Linked DNA regions of Homo sapiens: region 1 is linked to region 2. A link is a contact called in ENCODE Hi-C or POLR2A ChIA-PET data. All regions are on one chromosome and are shown on one strand. The core of a region is the stretch at or near the end of the contact, and the rest is flanking DNA. Distances in the headings are between cores, read along the strand shown. Region 1 overlaps SIL1 (SIL1 nucleotide exchange factor). Region 2 overlaps SIL1 (SIL1 nucleotide exchange factor).

Region 1 (3,424 bases), core at 307-2,806, 86 kb after region 2:
TTAGAAAAATGTAATGGGTAAGGGATTGAAAGAGTTTTGAAGACCTCCATTAACCATCACGGAGAAGAACCAATCTCTTCTATCCTCAGCGCAATGGCCAGGGTATGGAGATTGTGTCAGGTTATTACCTTTTCACACACACGGACTGGGTTAGTGTGGGAAGAGAGATGGAGCTAACTGCGCTCTGAAGGATTGTGGACGGCACCTGTTCAATAACACCTGTCTCCCTGTGTTAGAACTTGATTTATCTCTGTCTTAGTACATTTTATGCTGCTGTAACAGAATAATTGAGACTGGGTAATTTCTAAAGAGCATAGATTTATTTCTTACAATTCTAGAGACTGGGATATCCAAGTTTGAGGAGCTGCATCTGTTGTGGGCCTAGTTGCTGTGGCATACGTGGCCAAAGGCATCATGTGGTGACAGAGCAGGTGCTGGAGAGAGAGCAGAATGGGGCTGAACTTGCCTTTTGTGGGGGGGAACAAAAGAGACGGAGTGTTGCTATGTTGCCTGGGCTGGACTCCTGGGCTCAAGCAAGTCCTCGCGTTTCAGCCTTCCATGTAGTTGGGAAGCTAGGACTATAGGGGCACACCACTGCACCCAGCTGGACTTGCTTTTTTAATAAACTACTCTTGCGAAAACTTACCCACTCCTGTGATAGTGACATTAATCATTCATGAGGGCAAAGCCCTCATGACCTAATCACCTCTTTCAACATTGTCACATTCAGGATTAAGTTTCCAACACATGAACTTTGGAGGCCACATTTAAACCATAGCAACCTCATAATATATTTTAAAGCTTCCATAGAATATACTTCCCAAAGAATGAAGTCATACTGATTTGAGGCCTGAACAAGGTCATTAGGAGCAACAAAATGTAAGATAAAAGGTATTTCCCTTGTGCCTGGCACTCTCCATCTCCTGTTGTTTTCATGTTCCCGTTGTCTTGAGCCCAAAGATGTAGCGGTTCTGCTTTCTGTTTTTGGTGTGGTGCCCATCATACCTGTGGTGTTCTCTGAACAAAGGCCTGTTCCTGCTGGGCACAAAAATTGGGCTGGGCTTGGGGCTATAGATTTCTTTTGGAGATAAATAAGCAGGGTATCTTGCATCCCCTTCCATTTCGCCTGTCTCAAGGAAGAGGCCAAGGGTCCCCTCTTTTTGCAAGTAAAACAGAATGTACTTTCTTAAAACGATTTAAATATCACAGTTGGGTTCAATTTATCTACAGAAATAGACTTATATAAAAGGAAAACTTACAAAGGAGAAATTTCTACCAAATAATGGGCTCCCTTTTTGTTAAAATTTTTTTCCTACCTTTTTCAAGGTCATCCAGTTTAAAGTCTGAGTGTCCAAGAAAGAAGGGAGGGGAGGCCTAGAGGGAGAAGGGAAAGTAGAAGAAACAGAAGTACTTATAGATTCTTTAGGGTAAATCTGAAGTCTTAGTGATCATATGCTTTTTATCAGTACCAGCGATGCAGCCTGCCAGGGGTTTCCCCTCCTTGACCTTTTTCTTCACCTCCTGCTCCCATACTCCCGTTGGATGGTCAGGCAAGGAGGGCTGGCCTCAAGAACCTCAGCTATTCTAAGTCCTTAGCTCTGCCTGTCTGCTGTTTCAGCCAAACTAGATGGCCTAAGATCTCACACAGTCCACTTACTCCCATTTCCAGCCTTGGTGTGAACCCTTTCCCCCATCTGCAGGGCTGTATTGCAAATTACAGCTGTGAAACAAATTGCCACCAACTTAGTGGCTTCAAACACCGTCTCATTTATTATTTCATAGTTGATGTAGGTCAGAAATCTAGGTCCTGGTTAGCCGAGTCTTCTGTTCAGGGTCTCACAGCCTGAAACCAGGGTGTTGGCCAGCCTGTGTCCCTTTCTGGTGGCTCTGGAAAAGAATCTACTTCCAGGCTCATCCAGGTTATTGCCAACATATCTTTGCAGTCACTTCCTAGAAGTCAGACTTCTGGGTCAGAGGGTAAATGCAGTTATAATTTTATTAGATGTTGTCAAATTCCCCTTTATAGGGGCTGTATATGCAAATTTCATTTCCCTAGTCTCGCCTGCAAAGTACTTACAACCTAATAGGTGGAAAGCAGTTTTCTACTGTAGTTTTATTTTATCTTTGTCATGTGATGAGCAAAGTTGAACATCTTTTCATAGAGTCAAATAGCATTGTATTTCTTTTTCTGTGACCTGCCTGTTTATATCTGTAGTCTTTTTTTTCTATTGTGTTTTTGGTCTTTTTCTCCTTATTTTTTAAAAGTTTTTTATATATTGGGGATATTAACACTCTATGATATTAAATTGCAGATACTTTACCTAGTTTGACATTTGTCTTTTTTGCTTATGATATTTTTCCATGCATTTTTATTTTTTATAAAACTTTTTATTTTTGCATAATCAAATTAATATTTTTGTGATTTCTTTTGGATTTTGAATTATAATTAGGAAAGTTATTTACTTTCAACAAGTTGTTGCCACCAACTTATAATTAGGAAAGTTATTATTTACTACTCCCAGATTATAGAGTAGTTGACCTATGCTTTCTTTTGGTACTTATATGTTTTCATTTTGTATATTTAAAGATTTAATTTGTTTGGAATTTATCTTGACATGTAGGCATAAGACATGGGGTTAATTTTTACCTTTTTCAGTATGTCTGTTGAGTTATCCCAACACTGCTTATTAAAAAGTTTGACTTGGCCAGGTGCAGTGGCTCACTCCTGTTACAATCCCGGCCCTTTGGGAGGCTGAGGTGGGCAGATGGATTGAAGCCAGGTATTTGAGACCAGTCTGGGCAACAGAGAGAGATCCTGTCTCTACAAAAAAGAAAAAAAATTAGCCAGGTGTAGTGGTGCGTGCCTGTAGTCCTAGCTACTCCAGAAGCTGAGGTGGGAGAATCGCTTGGGCCCAAGAGTTTGAGGTTGCAGTGATCATACTACTGCACTCCAGCCTGGCCGACAGAGCGAGACCCTGTCTAAAAAAGAAAGTGCTTTCCCTATAGATTTGAGATGCTGCTCTTACTGTATATTAAATTTCTGTGTGCAGTTGGGTCTGTTTTTGAATGTTCTTTTCTGCTTCATTGGTAATTCTGTCTATTCATGCACCAGTATCAAACCATTTTAATTGTAGAGGTTTTGCAATATGTTTTATTATCCAGTAGGTCATTCTAGTTTTATTTCTGTGCGCTCCTGTTTGTGTGTATGTGTATCTAGATGGCAGTTGGAGACATGAGAACTGATGAGCCCCAGAAGAGAATCAAGAGCATCCTGAGAAGTTTCAACTCTTAACAGTCAGGTAGAAGAGGGTGAGCTGGCAAAGGAGAGGCTGTAGTGGCAGGAACTCATCAGGTATTCAGTCTCAAGGAAGTCAGGGCAGAATACTTACTTTAGGACTGAGGAACTGGCCTCCTGTGTCATGTG
Region 2 (3,223 bases), core at 626-3,125:
CGGCTCACTGCAATCTTCACCTCCTGGTTTCATGTGATTCTCCTGCTTCAGCGTCCCAAGTAGCTGGGATTACAGGTGCACACCACTATGCCTGGCTAATTTTTTTGTGTTTTTAGTAGAGATGAGGTTTCCCCATGTTGGTCAGGCTGGTCTTGAACTCCTGGGTCTCGAACGCCTGGCCTCAAGTGATCCACCCACCTCGGTCTCCCAAAGTGCTGGGATTACAAGCATGAGCCACCGTGCCTGGCCAACTTTTTTTTTTTTTTTTTTTTAAAGAGACAGGGTCTTGCTCTGTTGCCCTGGCTGGAATGCAGTGGCACAGTCTTGGCTCACTGCAGCCTCGACTTCCTGAGGTCAAGAGATCCTCCCACCTCAGCCTCCCTAGTAGTGGGACTACAGTCATGTGCCACCACACCTGGCTAATCTTTTAATTTTTTGTAGAGATGGGATCTTGCTGTGTTGCTCAGGCTGGTTTTGAACTCCTGGTTTCAAGTGATCCTCCCTCCTCTGCCTTCTGAAGTGTTGGGATTATAGGTATGAGCCACCACATCTGGCTGTGGGTGTGACCCTTGACCTTACCATTCAATAGTTGGACAAGTTGCTTAACCTCGCTGAGCATCAGCTACCTATCTGTGTATGTGCTTATTCATTTCCCATTTGTTTTTTATTAATAGCCCTGTCTATAAAGTACCTGTCACTATGCCTGGCACTAAGTGGTGCTCAAAAAATACTTCTGCCTCCCTTCCTGCCACCCCCTACCTGCCTACCCTACATAAGAGAAGGGTAAGGAGAAGATCCTCCTGCTTCTGTAGAGGGAAAATGGCCTTAATTAGAGCTTTATGTGAACTTCTTTAGTTGCTGATATTGCTTTTCTGAGCCACAATCTGTGGACCTCCTCTGAAGCTGCCTCATCAGGAGCGACTTTGATATTTAGTGTTTGGGCACATCTCTGCTTCATCCAAGGAGTAAAAGAGGGTTTAAAATCTCATCAGGGCACAGAATGCCTGCTTCTGCCCCTGTAGCCTTGCCTCCCCTCCCTTCTTTCTTTGGGTGGGTCACTCGGGGGGCACTGTCTGCCCTGGGGATTACTCATTTCTTTCAGGGGGTCCTGGTTGTTTGGTTCAGTGTCTTTACTGGGGAAAGGCTTTTGTGTTTGTGCCTGCCTGGGCCTGTGCTGGGAACTTTTATTTTGGAAGCCTGGAGCACTCAGACAAGGTGATATCTTTTTAGACTGTTTCTGGCTGTAGGCCAGCTTATCACTATGGCTACCACCAGCTTAAAGAATGTCAGGACAGAAAGTAACTTCTGTAAGAAATTTGGGAGAGAAAGGGGGAAGGGGAGAGAATTGTTTGGCTTAAGGTCATGTAGGGAGGAGAACAGCTCTAAGTAGAACTCTTTGATTTGGATACAGCTTCGTTTTCCTTCTCTCTGAAATTTTATTTTTTCAGTCAACAAATGTATATAAAACATCTGTTACATTCCAGAGACTGTTAGGCCCTGAGATACAGTGTCAGATAGGGTTCCAGCTTAGAGTGTACTGATGAATATGTCAAAGTTAGTAAAATTACACTTGGAATAAGTGTATTGAAAGAAAGAGTTAAGAACATCTGAGAGGGATTTGACTTGGTCCTAGGGCTAAGAGGGTATCATAGAAGGCTTCTTTGAGGAAGTGATGTTCGAGTAAATATTGTGAAGACCAAACAAGTATTTACCAAGCAGAGTGACAGGACGTTGAGGAAAATTTCAGGCTGAGGGCCTGGATTTGCAAAGGCTCTGGAAGCAGGCAGTGGGTGGGGAGTTTTATGAGGAACTGAAAGTATGGTTGGAGCACAGAGAGTGAGAGGAGCCAGCTGAGGTTGGAGGGGTTGGTGAGGGCAGGCCTTGTCAGCTGTGGCATGGCATTTCATATTTACCTGGAGAACAGGGGAAGCCTTTGGAGAGTTGGTGGTGGTTTTGGTGGTTTTGGATTTGCAAATGAGCAGCACCCTTTTGGACACTGGATGGATTTTGTTGAGGGAGTGAAAATGAAGATCAGAAAAGGAACATTACTGTAATAGGTTGTTTTCCTTCAGTCAGCTAAATGGCAATCTTGAGACTAATCTCCTTTAGTGTGGCCTTGTTCCTCCTGATTCATGTGCTCTCTCAGTGCCAGTAGTCAGTGTGTTGTTGGGGCACCTGGCCACTCAGCAGACATGGTGGCCCAGGGTGCCAGCACTTGGCATCTTTCCATCTGCACAGAAAAAGGCCTGGAGGTTTCAGGCTTGTCACATGTTAACGGCTGACAGCTACAGAGTCCTTTGTAACCTGCTGTGTCACCATCCCTCTCTTGGCTGTCACTACTGGGTAAGGGCTACCCCCTTCACCTTAGACCACTTAAGCCACTGACACTGGCAACTCCCAGAGATGTGATGTGCCAAGTTAGCAAAGCCAGCACCTGTGGTTTGTGTAACATTCAGTTCTGGTTGATGTAGATGTGCACATGTTCTCTCTTGGCAGCAACCAATGTCTGGAGGGCCAGAAATGGGCTGGAGTTGTTCCTCCCACTGTGTGTCCAGGAAAACTGAGGTTTAGGAGTTGCCTGTGGTATAAAGAAAACTGGGTCAGAGTTACGTGCTGCCAGACCAAGTGTTAAGTGCATGGTGGGCGGGTATAGACCCTAGACCAGACTCTTTAGTGATACTGTGGCCTTGCCCACTACTCCTTTCACTTATTCATCTGGAAGGCCATGCTGCATAGTGGTTAGGAGCTTGGCCCTTGGACTGGGGCTGACTTTAGTTAGAATCTCAGCTTCTCGGCTGGGCGCGGTGGCTCATGCCTGTAATCCCAGCATTTTGGGAGGCCAAGGCAGGTGGATCACGAGATCAGGAATTCGAAACCAGCCTGACCAACATGATGAAACCTCATCTCTACTAAAAATACAAAAATTAGCCAGGCACGGTGGTGTGTGCCTGTAATCCCAGCTACTCAGGAGGCTGAGATAGCAGAATCGCTTGAAAGCAGGAGGCGGAGGTTGCAGTGAGCCGAGATGGTGCCACTGCACTCCAGCCTGGGTGACAGAGCCAGTCTCAAATAAATAAATAAATAAATAAATAAAATAAAGGCCAGGCGTGGTGGCTCACGCCTATAATCCCAGCACTTTGGGAGGCCAAGGCAGGTGGATCACAAGGTCAGGAGATCGAGACCATCCCGGCTAACATGGTGAAACCCCATCTCTACTAAAAAT

The links. Hi-C counts contacts between places; a loop is a spot of excess contacts on that map. ChIA-PET counts read pairs that join two places held with the same protein, here RNA polymerase II (POLR2A). Pooled maps may share reads with other maps.
Region 1: a map with no recorded cell type shows a loop between it and region 2 (5-fold over the local background). The contact joins two enhancer-like sites. A Hi-C loop is called at or near these places in 1 of 168 maps with a recorded cell type or tissue (esophagus muscularis mucosa), 8 of 37 single-sample maps with no recorded cell type and 4 of 50 pooled maps. POLR2A ChIA-PET finds 5 or more read pairs at or near these places in 1 of 52 experiments (A549).

The regions. Positions count from the first base shown.
Region 1 is chr5:139,090,188-139,093,611 of GRCh38, reverse strand. All of the region lies in intron 3 of SIL1 (SIL1 nucleotide exchange factor), which reads left to right. Among named protein-coding and RNA genes, the nearest start is that of SIL1, 110 kb to the left of the region's middle. Within about 2 kb of position 1,556, at least 4 of the 41 ENCODE cell types and tissues checked have a DNase peak (open chromatin) inside an H3K27ac peak, as active enhancers do.
Region 2 is chr5:139,177,108-139,180,330 of GRCh38, reverse strand. The region is part of intron 1 of SIL1 (SIL1 nucleotide exchange factor); the gene reads left to right. Among named protein-coding and RNA genes, the nearest start is that of SIL1, 20 kb to the left of the region's middle. Within about 2 kb of position 1,875, at least 26 of the 41 ENCODE cell types and tissues checked have a DNase peak (open chromatin) inside an H3K27ac peak, as active enhancers do.